2 separate regions of the Homo sapiens genome follow, and region 1 is linked to region 2. The links are chromatin contacts, found by Hi-C or POLR2A ChIA-PET in ENCODE. All regions are on one chromosome and are shown on one strand. The core of a region is the stretch at or near the end of the contact, and the rest is flanking DNA. Distances in the headings are between cores, read along the strand shown. Region 1 has its middle 26 kb from the start of CEP78. Region 2 overlaps GNAQ (G protein subunit alpha q).

The links. A loop is a pair of places that touch in the nucleus more often than their neighbours do. ChIA-PET counts read pairs that join two places held with the same protein, here RNA polymerase II (POLR2A). Pooled maps may share reads with other maps.
Region 1: a loop to region 2 is called in a map of GM12878, with 2.1 times the contacts of the local background. The contact joins two enhancer-like sites. A Hi-C loop is called at or near these places in 1 of 168 maps with a recorded cell type or tissue (GM12878), 1 of 37 single-sample maps with no recorded cell type and 7 of 50 pooled maps. POLR2A ChIA-PET finds 5 or more read pairs at or near these places in 1 of 52 experiments (activated CD8-positive, alpha-beta memory T cell).

What each region holds. Positions count from the first base shown.
Region 1 is chr9:78,206,709-78,212,967 of GRCh38, forward strand. No RefSeq gene overlaps it. Among named protein-coding and RNA genes, the nearest start is that of CEP78, 26 kb to the right of the region's middle. RefSeq lists an enhancer at 4,289-4,608. Within about 2 kb of position 4,308, at least 4 of the 41 ENCODE cell types and tissues checked have a DNase peak (open chromatin) inside an H3K27ac peak, as active enhancers do.
Region 2 is chr9:78,003,219-78,009,438 of GRCh38, forward strand. The region is part of intron 1 of GNAQ (G protein subunit alpha q); the gene reads right to left. Among named protein-coding and RNA genes, the nearest start is that of GNAQ, 25 kb to the right of the region's middle. Within about 2 kb of position 1,878, at least 2 of the 41 ENCODE cell types and tissues checked have a DNase peak (open chromatin) inside an H3K27ac peak, as active enhancers do.

The sequences.
Region 1 (6,259 bases), core at 3,058-5,557, 210 kb after region 2:
CAGTTAGAATGGTGATCATTAAAAAGGAAACAACAGATGCTGGAATGTGGAGAAATAAGAACACTTTTACACTGTTGGTGGAGTGTAAATTAGTTCAACCATTGTGGAAGACAGTATGGCAATTCCTCAGGGATTTAGAACTAGAAAGACCATTTGACCCAGCAATCCCATTATTGGGTATATACCCAAAGGATTATAAATCATTCTACTATAAAGACACATGCACACGTATGTTTATTGCAGCACTGTTCACAATAGCAAAAACTTGGAACCAACCCACATGCCCATTAATGATAGACTGGATAAAGAAAATGTGGCACATATACACCACGGAATACTATGCAGCCATAAAAAAGAATGAGTTTATGTCCTTTGCAGGGACATGGATGAAGGTGGAAACCATCATTCTCAACAAACACAGGAACGAAAAGCAAGCACCTCATGTTCTCACTCATAAGTGGGAGTTGAACAATGAGAACACCTGGACATAGGGAGGGGAACATCACACACTGGGGCCTATCAGGGGTTGGGGGGCAAGGGGAGGGATAGCATTAGGAGAAATAACTAACGTAGATGAAGGGTTGATGGGTGCAGCAAACCACCATGGCACATGTATAACTATGTAACAAACCTGCATGTTCTGCACATGTATCCCAGAACTTAAAGTATAATTAAAAAAAAAAACTATTTAGCTACATAGCATGATATATGAATCTGCCCCTGCGCCCTTTGTTTTGTCTCTAGATATTTTATCAAATGTGTTGAATAGGAAATGAGCTGACCTTGTATCATACCAGGACAATTGCAAGGAAATTACACACGACTCAAAAATGAGGCAATACATCATGATGAATGTGTATGGTGGTGCATTTGATGTTGCATATGGTGGAAATACAGTTTTCTCCATTAGATGGGGAGGTGTTAAAATGTACAAAAATAAACATATTTCACTTTTTTTTGAATATTAACTTTCACTAGTGCTAATATAAATTTCATTTTCTCTTCTATCTGGTAGAACAAAGCTCTAAGATGCCATTCTCGCTTATGTACTTCTGAGAAAATCATTCAGGAGCAGGGTTGCAGCACATTACCCAAGAAAAACAGCCCTGAGAATGTTTATGATTAGGCCGCTTGTAATAGGTAATTTCTATCTCTATTCTTGACATTTATTCCTAGAATATCAACCTGGGGGTGGTGATACATCACCCTACTCTTGATTTTGGAACTTTTAATATGAGATATTTTAAAAACCACATCTCCATCTGTGATCTGGGGATAAGAGAATAAGCTAATAAGCATTGTGCCTGAGTTACAATTTCTAATACTGTGAAAAGAAGAGGCCACATCAATGGGAAAAGGAAAACAGTCTCGTGGGAGCAACTCTGAGCCTCGTTAATGTACCTTATCATTGGTTCCAAAATAGAACCAGCGGGAATCGTACCAGCCCACTATCTGGAAGCAAATAATTAATCACTGGGAAAGGTAATTAAAATGTGGCAACAAATGAGCATAGTAAGCCATAATATCAGATAAAAAGTATACTGGAAACACAGGAAATAAAGTATAGAATTAAAAAAAAGAAGCTATAACAATGTAAAATTTCCTAGTTATCTCTGCTAGTTTTCTCCTCCCAATTCCACAATCACCTCTAAATTAAAAATGAAAATGACATGCATCACTTATCAAAATAATATGAAACAAAAGCCTGTTCATGTTTGTAAACACATTATAAAAACCTAGGATTATACCAGTAACATTGAAATACAGTTGACAAAATATTAAAATAATATGTAACATGTACTGCTTTATTAATAAATAACAAGATCTAGCAGCTGGGCTAACTACCATAATTTTGTTGTAAATTATAATACAAGCTATCTGCAAAACCAGTATGTGATGTGAGCATGTGAGCCTTCATTCTGAGTCTCCTGACACGTTTTCTCACCATCAATCTGAGGGCTAACACATCTGTTTCTGATATGTGGACTCCTGAGAAGAGAAAGCATTGAGAAGGGTCCTGACCATTTCTGTCCTCCCCTCCAAGGTCTCTGAAACTATGATGGAGCAAGTCATTTTGATTATGAAGTTGTTTATGGGTGCAACCAATCATAAAAGTTCCTTGAGACTTCTCATAAAATAAGCCCCAAGACTCTTCCAATTCCTTTCTCACAGTTCAGTGCAACCTAAAAGTTGCCACTAGATTTAAAAAACCCTTGTAACTATGACTTGTGATTACTAGAGAGTCAGACTGCCACAGTGATTTCACTCGCTGTAAATCCTCCCACATGGAAAGCTAACTAGTCTCTGATGCCAGCCTTGAGAGAGTTGGGGATTGGCGAAGCAGTGAGGCTATCCTCATGGTGATAAGGAAACCAACTTATCCCCATCCATCATTATCCTTCATCATGAGTGGCCAGATGTAGATGTCCATCCAGTATGAACTAGTAATTAGAAGACTTGTTCCCTCTCATGCTGACACACACTTATGATTACAGTTGATTCTCAGTGGGTTCTACGATCCATTCTGCATGGTCTAATTAACCAAGAATACAGTAAAAGCATGGAGAACAAGTCAATGGCAGGCGCCTAGAGCAGTAGCTCTCAAACTGCCGCATGTCGCAATCACCTAAGGAGCTTTTGAAAAACACTGAGTCTAGAACATGCCCCCATACCAAATAAATCTGAATATTTGGGGCGGGACCCAGGGATCAGTACATTATTATTACAATTATGAAAAAAAGGAAGACAATTAAGTAAAACGACTATCTCATTACCTCTTTGGGTGGTAGGACCACGCATTACTTTTTTCCACTTTCTAATTTTCTTTGCAATTTGGGCTTTTTGTGATAAATGTGTATGGCTTTTATTATACGTAAGTCATCAATCAACTTTTGCTTTAACAAACACATTGTATTTAATTTTTTGAGGGTGTAAGCAAAATAGTAACCATATCAACCAGTTTTCTCAGTACTTTTATGCCTCTGTGGATGAGCCCAAGAAGCTCATGGAAGAAGTGGAAAAGCTGATCCATACCTTCAAAGATTTAGTAATGACGACATCAATGAGAAATCAAATGAGGATCTGGTTTCCATAGGGCCACCAATGAATAATATCTCAAGAGTAAATGAATATTGCGGGTGGCTAGTAAATGGCAGTTGCAATGATATCACCTGCAAATCCTTCAGGTTTATACCTGATATGAAATTATGATTATGTGACAAGAGCAAATCTTTCTTTTTTTTAATTTTATTATTATTATACTTTAAGTTTTAGGGTACATGTGCACAACGTGCAGGTTTGTTACATATGTATACATGTGCCATGTTGGTGTGCTGCACCCATTAACTCGTCATTTAGCATTAGGTATATCTCCTAATGCTATCTGTCCCTCCTCCCCCTACCCCACAACAGTCCCCGGTGTGTGATGTTCCCCTTCCTGGGTCCATGTGTTCTCATTGTTCAATTCCCACCTATGAGTGAGAACAAGAGCAAATCTTTCTTATGCAATTGGCTGTTCCTTGAAGATTTTGACTGAGGAATCAAGATACAATATATATTGCACTTCAAAGTGAGTTGCTAAAACAAAATACAAATTTTCAAAATAAGTATCTGAACACCAATGACAGAACTCATCCCTCACACACATTAAAAATACAAAGAGGATGAAGTACATGGAGGTTGAAGGTGAAACTGGGAGGAGGATTTTGGAGATAGATGTTGGAGTGCTAGATACCTCAACAAGGGTGAGGAATAGAAGATGTTTCCCACTTAACGGTTTTAAGGAGCCCACATAGAGAATTCAAGATGTGCTACATTCAGTTTAAGGCAGCAGTGTCCAATCTTTTGGCTTCCCTGGACCAAAAGAAAGAATTGAAAGACAATTGAAAGAATTGTCTTGGGCCATACATAAAAATATACTAACAGCAGCTGATTAGCTTTAAAAAAAATTTGCAAGCAAATGTCATAATGTTTTAAAAAGTTTATGAATTTGTGTTGAGCTGCATTCAAAGCTATCCTGGGCTGCATGCAGCCCATGGGCCACAGGTTGGACAAGCTTGATTTAGGGGACTATACTTGTGTCTGATTCCCACTAAGAAATGTAAACACAGTGAGATAGAAGTATTTAGAAGCTGATCTAGGAGAGGTGGCTGTGGCCAAAGAAAGTGTATTTCCTGAGGAAGAGGTTTGTACCACTCTTGAGAGGCAGGCAGTCTGGGAGCATCAAGAATCTTTCTGAGGGCTATCTGAAGACTAAGAGAACATCAGAAGAAGGAAGCTAGCTGTGGGTCACTGGATGGTGAGAAGTCGCAAGAGGAGCTGCCAGTGACCAGCTAGAAGAGACATCATTTCCCACATCAAAGAAACGGAAAGAGAAGCATCCCCCAACAATGGCAGCTTTCATGATAACCCACAAAAAATGCACATAAGAGAAAAAAACAGCTTCACGCTCCAGCAAGCAGAAGCCATCCACTGACAACATCAATCAAATAAGAACTTTCTCGCCCTTTTCACTTCCTTTCCCACCTTGCAGTTCCAGCCTGAGGAAGCCAAGACAGACTTTTACAGGTGGCCTAATCATAGCCTTGATGGGCAGATGGAGGGAAAGTGCTATGGGTAGGATGGAGAAGTCGACCTTGTCCTGAAACAGTACCACAGTGGGAAAGGCAGGATGATTGACCTTTGAACGAAGATTAAAATTTTGATCATCGCGTGGGACTATAGGAGTTTTCAATCAGGAGAGAGGAAGAACGAAACAGTTAAAGGGGCACTGGGAAATAAGAAATTGTTTTACAGTTATATCACATGAGTTGTCTTTATTCCACATAGTGGCTACACAAAAGAGGGCTTTTCAAATGCCCGTATCCTTTGACTCAGTCATTTCACTGCAGAGAAAGTGTCCTGCTGTAGCTTTGTAGTCGAAAGCAGCTTTTTTGCTTGTTTGTTTATTTGTTTTCAGGATAGATGTTCATCTTTGCTCTTGGAATGTTACTCTGAGGTTTTCTTGGTTAGGCAAATCTAAAGAAGGAATGAAGACTCCATTGTCTGGTAATTAAGATATACTAAGACTTCCATCTCCAAAGGAAAATGGAGCAATACTCTCCCCATGCCAGCCTACCTTTATGAATTAAAGAGGTCCATGAGGCTAGGTTGAGAGCCAGTAGGAGGCTAGCCAATAGAGTCATTGAAATAAATTAACCATGGTACTTCTGGAGAAGTGGTTATCCCTATAAACCCAAAGCGCTAAAGCCTGGGACTCCGGCCTATTCCAGCCCATGAGAGTATAATACAGTGGGGTTGCCTTCTCTTGCAAGAGTGCCGAGGTTACGGAAGGGCTCTGGTCCAGCCCAACAGGGAGCTCCAGCAGCTTCAGAGACACCTTCCCTGTGTAGCAGTTTTTACCTTCATGAGGCCCAGACTTTCAGGTGGGAGAAATTTAATGGAGGGCCTTGGGACTTCTACCTTAGTGACTCAACCAAGTCCCAGTGCCATCTTACCCGGCACTTATTTCAGCTCCAAGGGACAGTAATACCACAGCCTTACTGTGGTTCCATCCCCCGACCTGGGGCCAGGGTGCCTTAGATGCTTTACAGGTGGCAGGATGAGCACCTTAAAGGGACTTCAGAGGGGTATCATGGGTGCCTTATCTCTGAACACAACCTATGCCTTCTAATGCACTTTCTCAGCACTACAGCTGCTCCATGAGTGTGGGACTTCACTGCAACTTCTACACCTCCCACCCAAAGCTAGTGTGTAGTGGGCAATGGCCCTGCCACAGGGTCAGCACACCAAGGCCCTCAGAGTCCCACGCTGGGACTCCTTCTTCTCAAGGCATCTGCAAGACTAGTTCTCACAGAGATAAGGTGACAACCTCTGCTTAATAACCATCTTTAAGTGTATGAGCCTGCTATTTTATTTTAACTTCAGTATTACTTCCCTGCCTTACACAGGTGTAAAATTTCAATCCCCTGGCTACCCTTTTATGGCTTGATGGGCATTTAAGATGACCTCTCTGTGGTTCAGTTTGGCCCAGAATTGTTTACTTGCATCTTTGATGAAGAGGAATTTTGTTTACAGCCTCTAGGCTTCATTCAGGCAGACCCTATTTCCAAACAATCCTTTTACAGAGGTAACTGGGAGGCACTAAAGAAAAAGCATGTCACTTAAGTAGGGAACTCATACTGTTGCAGGGGATTATGGATTATTTCTTGTGGAAAGTAAAAAAAAAAAAAAAAAAAAAAAAAAAAAAAATGCTCTCCTT
Region 2 (6,220 bases), core at 628-3,127:
AATCCCTCAAGGAATGAAAAGTGCCTTCAAGAGGGAAAATTAGATGAGAGAGCACTAGCTATCTCCAAAGTTTCTCACCAGAATTCTTTCTCTTGAGCCGTATTCTCTATCTTCATCTTAAAAATAAACAGAACCCAGAAGTCCTTGATGGGGTAATTTTTGCTGTCTTCCATAGTATTCTTCTCTCTTGTACCTGTTAGCACTGACCAGTGAGGACAAGGCCACTGATACCTTCAGAGATGACGAACCAGGAAGAAGGCTTTTGTGTTACAGAATCTTTATCTTAGACACTGAGACTAAAAATGACAAGCTGCGGCCGGACACAGTGGCTCACACCTGTAATCCCAGCATTTTGGGAGGCCGAGGCGGGCAGATCATTTGAGACCTGGAGTTCAAGACCAGCCTGGGCAACATGGCGAAACCCCTTGTTTACTAAAAATACAAAAAATAAACTGGGTGTGGTAATGCACGCCTGTAATCCCAGCTACTGGGGAGGCTGAGGCACGAGAATCACTTGAACCGGGGAGGCAGAGGTTGCAGTCAGCCTAGATAGCGTCATTGCACTCCATTCTGGGCTTTAGAGCAAGACTGTCTAAAAAAAAAAAAAAGAAAAAAAAAAGCTGGAGTCCGAACTGCACCATAAACTGCACTTGTAACACTTTGCCAAAGTAGAAAGTACCAACAATCAACTCACTCATTGAGCAAACAAAAAAGCATAATATGCACTAAATGCTATTAGAACACAAGACAAATTACATATCCTGCCTTCAGGGATCTGACAGGTTGCTATGGAGGAACAAATGTGTATAAATCATCACAATTACAAGATGGGGCTGAATTTGCCCTAGCCACCCAAAGCTGACCTCCAACTACAGGTATCTGCACCTCGCTGCCTGAGGACTTTTCTCCAAGGTAGGGATGGCCACCCGAGAAGCCAAAGGTGGCAGGAATTGACAGCCCCCAACTAATGACCATCCAAAGTTGGTATATAAATACTCCAGTTGGCTATGACTGAGCCACTGAACTGCAGCCTGGACGACAGAGTAAGACTCTGTCTCAAAAAAAAAAAAAAAAAATTAATTAAGTTAAATGCTCCAGCTACCTTACTCTTCAGGTGGGACAAATTTACAGCATCACCATTCTCCGAAGTGGGGTCTCTGGACCCATGCCAACAGCATCATTATCACCAGGTGCTCATGAGAAATTCAGACTCTCAGGTCTCACCCCAGACCTGAGTCTGAACCTGCATTTTAACAAGGTCCCCAGGAGATTCTCATGAACATGAAAGTTTGAGAAGTCCTGCGTGACATCATCTCCCAGAGCTTCTCCCCAAGCTTGACCTCCAACTGCCCATTGCCATTAGTGGTTTAATAATGCACCTTTATTGGCTGCCTTCCCTTAGCTATCTCACTTCTCCACTTGCATACCAATACCTCCTGCACATATCAAAAAAACTCAGACATAAACAAACATAAAACGTCATAGGAGTCAACAGAAACTTTGACCACTAGAGGGATCAGAAAAGGCAATGAGAAAGAGGCACCATTTAACATGGGTTTTGAAACACGGTAGGATTTGCACAGAGAGCGATGGAGGAAAAAGCATCCTAGGGGTGGGAGAGAAGAGAGGAAAGCAACAAATATCTGAGGAGGGGAAGGAAAAGGGTTAGTGTCCTCATTTGGCTAAACTGTCAAATACCTCAAGGCAAGCAGTAAGGAATAAGGCTAGAAGAGGGGGTGGGATCAGATAAACTTGACTGACAGATAAACATATCTGGCCTTTATTTCACAATGAATGCAATGTAATTAATGGTTTGGAGAGATGACAAAACTACAATTTTTCTCTTTTTCTGAGACAGGCTCTTGCTCTATCACCCAGGCTGGAGTGCAGTGGGGCAATCATGACTCACTGCAGCCCTCACCTCACGGGCTCAAGCGATCCTCCCACACCCCATGTAGCTGGGACCACAGGTGGGCACCACCACACCCAGCTAATTTTTGTATTATTTGTAGAGATGGTGTTCTTCATGTTGCCCAGGCTGGTCTTGAACTCCTGGGCTCAAGCAATCTGCCCGCCTTGGCCTCCCAAAGTGCTGGGATTATAGGCATGAGCCACTGTACCCACCCAACTGTAATTAACATGGGTTAAGAAAAGTAACCAGAGAGCAATGTGAAAAATGTAGGAAGGGTGGGGAATTAGTGTCTAGAGTGCTCCCCATTGTCTGGGGAAGCGGGAGTTTGCCTTGCCTCATGTGAAGAAGGAGGCCCAATACTAACCAAAGGGTAAATAACTGAGCGTTCTATGTGTGCATAATAATGTCTTACTCACAGTAGTTACCAAAACATATCACGGAAGAAGCAAAATAATAATCACATCAGTGTGCATCTGGATAGTGATCTGTTTTCAAGGAACTTTTACCAACACCATCCCATGTGATCCTCCCAACAAACTTGGTGCAGTAGTGCATGGGTCAAGGTTGCAGTGCCAATACTCTAGCCCAGAGCACTCCACCTTAACCAAGTAGAGGCCTTCAGCAGTTGATGATGGGTATGTGTTAGGCATCCCCACGACTACTCCCCAGGCTCAATGATTCACCTGGAAGACTCGCCCGTCTCAGCATATAGTTGTATCATGGCTACAATGTATTACAAGAAAGCAAAATGCAAAATCGGCCAACGGAAAAGGGTATGGGATGAAGTCTGGAAGAAACTAGACACAAGCTTCCATGGGTCCTCTCCAAGTGGGGTCACATTTAATGCTGCCAACAACCAGTTGTGACAATAAACATGAAATGTCTTAAGTTATTGCACGCAGGCTTACTATGTTAACTCTTTCCTGTACGGGGTCACAAATGGATTCCTGGAACGTGAGTTCTAATAATGCTATTGATTTAAATGCCCTAGCTAATTCCCAGAGGTAAACTGTCATAAATAGGAATTTGAGGGACTTAGTGCAGGTTGGGTATGTGAAATATACATGCAATTTGTTCTAATCTGTCAGTTAATTTCAGAGAATAACACAACATAAAACAAATCCATTATGTGTGTGATAAGAAATATAATTACCTATTTCTATCTGGCTGCAATTATGTCAATAAAAAAGAAGTATACTGCCCCCTGCCCCATAAGATCTCAATTCAGTAGGACTGTCTTCAACTGAGACATAGGATCAACCAAAAACACTGTCTTGTACACACATACCAAAAAATCTTAGAGAAAAATACTCTATCAGGCAATAAGAAGTAAACCTACTGTTGCTTTCCCCACTGTTCTCAGCATATCCCTAATTGGTACTACCAAAAAAAATAAATTATCTGCAATCCCAGGACTAAAACCTTTCCAAGCATCATTCAAACTAGGATAGTGTTTGTTCTTTCATTTCCTTCATTTGATCATGCTTTCAGAAACAATGCTTATCTTAAGGTCTCCTGAAATACGCCTTTTGGAAATTTACTGCAAAGTTATGATGGAAATTGAGTTGTTTTCATATGTGTGTTTAGAACTGTCTAAATGTAACAAAGTCGAGTTTGAGACTTCTAACTCACAAATAGAAGATTTTGCAATGTAATGCACAATTTTCTTAACCTCAGAGATATGGCCTTGGCTTGATGGGGTAAAAGATCACATGAGGTTACTGGATGCATTTCTTGGCCTGTCAGGAGTTCATTTCAGTTCTTTGCTAGTGAGGTTTAGCATTGTGTGTGATGTTAGTCCTCATGAAAATGAGAGATGAGCCAAGTACTCTTTGCAACCTGGAATTGTTCAGCTTCACCAGAGTACTTAGCCAATGCAAGTTCTTCCCACTGTGCAATCTAGGGCTATTCTGATGACTGGTTCTACATTCAGAAGTCAGACTGCACTTGTACCTAAAAAGTAGTAGTACAGAAACTAAGTCTTTATGGTTTCAAGATAGGTGACATTTGCCTCTAACGTATTCATTACACAAGGACTAAAAGGCAAGGAACAACCATTAGAGAAAAGGCATGCAAATAAAAGAATTGATACTAATATTTGTCCCTTATCTTTCATTTTCAGCTGGGAAAGTACAAGTAAAGAGCAATCTAAAAGCTTTTTTTTTTTTTGCAAAGGACACTTAAAAACCTTGACTAAAATATTTAGTTTTTAATAAGTGATATAATTTCATAACCACAGATTCTAACGCTGATAAACTTATTCACTGCATTCCCTTGCTCAAGCAAGCCACCCACTAGAAAACAAGGAAGAAAAAAAAAAAATCGAACAGCCTCTGCACCATCTGATTTACCACGGGTTCTAAAAATTTATATGCAAGAACATACAAAGAAGGCTGAAAAAAGTACTCACATAGCCATGGCCATGCATTATTAATTTCAATTTCAACAGATATGAATTATGCTTCATTTGCTCAAAGTAAATGTCAGTACAACCACATTTTTTCTCAAAGGGAATCTTGATCATTGAAATTACACAAGCAGTATACTTACAACAAAGGCAGCTCTCTTAGACTAGCACTTTGACAAATCAGGGATACTTCTCCATCCAATCCCTATCTTGTGAGATCCCACACATCTGGGAACAGGGCTGTAATTTATCCACATGCAGTCAGCACATTTTAAAAACTCAGGTTGGCTTCCAAGACTGAACTCTCCAGAAAAGAATATAAATCTTGTTAACCTTAACTAGATTTAAGATGGTGTATCCCCACTGTAAACCTAGGTACAGAACAATTTTTAAACACTGGTGTGAAGGCCAAAATTTTTTTTGGAATAATTCTCATGAGCAAGAGAGAAGAAATCAAAAATGACTTCAGGCATTTCAACGAGCTATAATCATCGAGGCTAGAAAAGAAGATATTCTGGTAAATTACCAAATTAAAGAAGAAATAAATTTAGTGACAACACTGCTTACAAGCAACACTCACAATAAGGTGAGACTCAAGGACACTTAGGTGTGTTGTTTGAGCCGCTGAAAGACCCATGTACCTCTACACAGGTGGGGGAAAGATGGCCCCTGTAAAGGGGACATGCTCAAACCTTCAGTTACCTTTTCTGTTAAAAGTTCCACAAAAAGGCAATATCCTGACCACTGTCCAGGAATCATCATACATCTGCTGTGAAGAAGGGCCTTTCATCTGTGCTGGCCAGCCACATGGGCTCAGGCCAGACTCAATTAAGAAATGGGGGCAAGGGAGTGGGATAAAAGGAGGGAGGGCAAGATCCCTTCTCAATTTCTTGCTGAATATCCAGAATTATTTACTATCAACTCCTCCCCTGCTACCACCCCCACCATCCAACTGGAAAAACTGAGTTTATTTTACATTAAATAATCATACATATACACTGAATAATGCAACTTTCACTTAACTATCGATTTATTTCATTTCATTTCATTTCATTTCATTTCATTTCATTTCATTTCATTTCATTTTATTTTATTTTTTGAGACGGAGTCTCGCTCTGTTGCCCAGGCTGGAGTACAGTAGCATGATCTCAGCTCACCACAACCTCCGCCTCCTGGGTTCAAGCGATTCTCCCACCTCAGCCTTTCAAGTAGCTGGGACTACAGGCACATGCCACAACAGCCACCTAATTTTTTGTATTTCAGTAGAGACAGGGTTTCACCGTGTTAACCAGGATGGTCTAGATTTCCTGACCTCGTGATCCGCCCACCTCGGCCTCCCAAAGTGTTGGGATTACAGGCGTGAGCCACTGAGCCCAGCCAACTATCGAATTTCTTAAAGAAGAAATTTAAACATTGACACTAGCTAATGTTATTGCTAAAAATGTGGGCATACTGTCAAATAAAGTATACAGATTTCTAAGTTGGCTTTCTCTCTTTAAGAACCACCTGCCTTAGGAGGAGGGTAAAGGGAGATTAAATCTATTTGGCTGTAAAGTAAATAGGTACCAAATGAAGTTTGCTTTTCCTAAATATCCTTTTACTTCTACATGGAAATTAATATTCACAGAAAAGAAGGAAAAAGAAAATACTCCTTCTCTCCTTAACAATAATGGCTATTATCAACTGGTTGGCAACCTAAACTTCAGGTTATCGGGAGAGATTAAAACAGTTCACCAACAATGTGCACTGCCAGGGGTGCCACCCGCCACCTGCCACCACCACCACCACCACCACAGCTGTGACATGTGAGAAGCCCACTCCAGAAGGCCAATCTGATTTCCTCCTACGACAGGAGAGTGTGCCATAGTCAAGGAAGAGCAGACGTCCCTCTCTCTTGATTT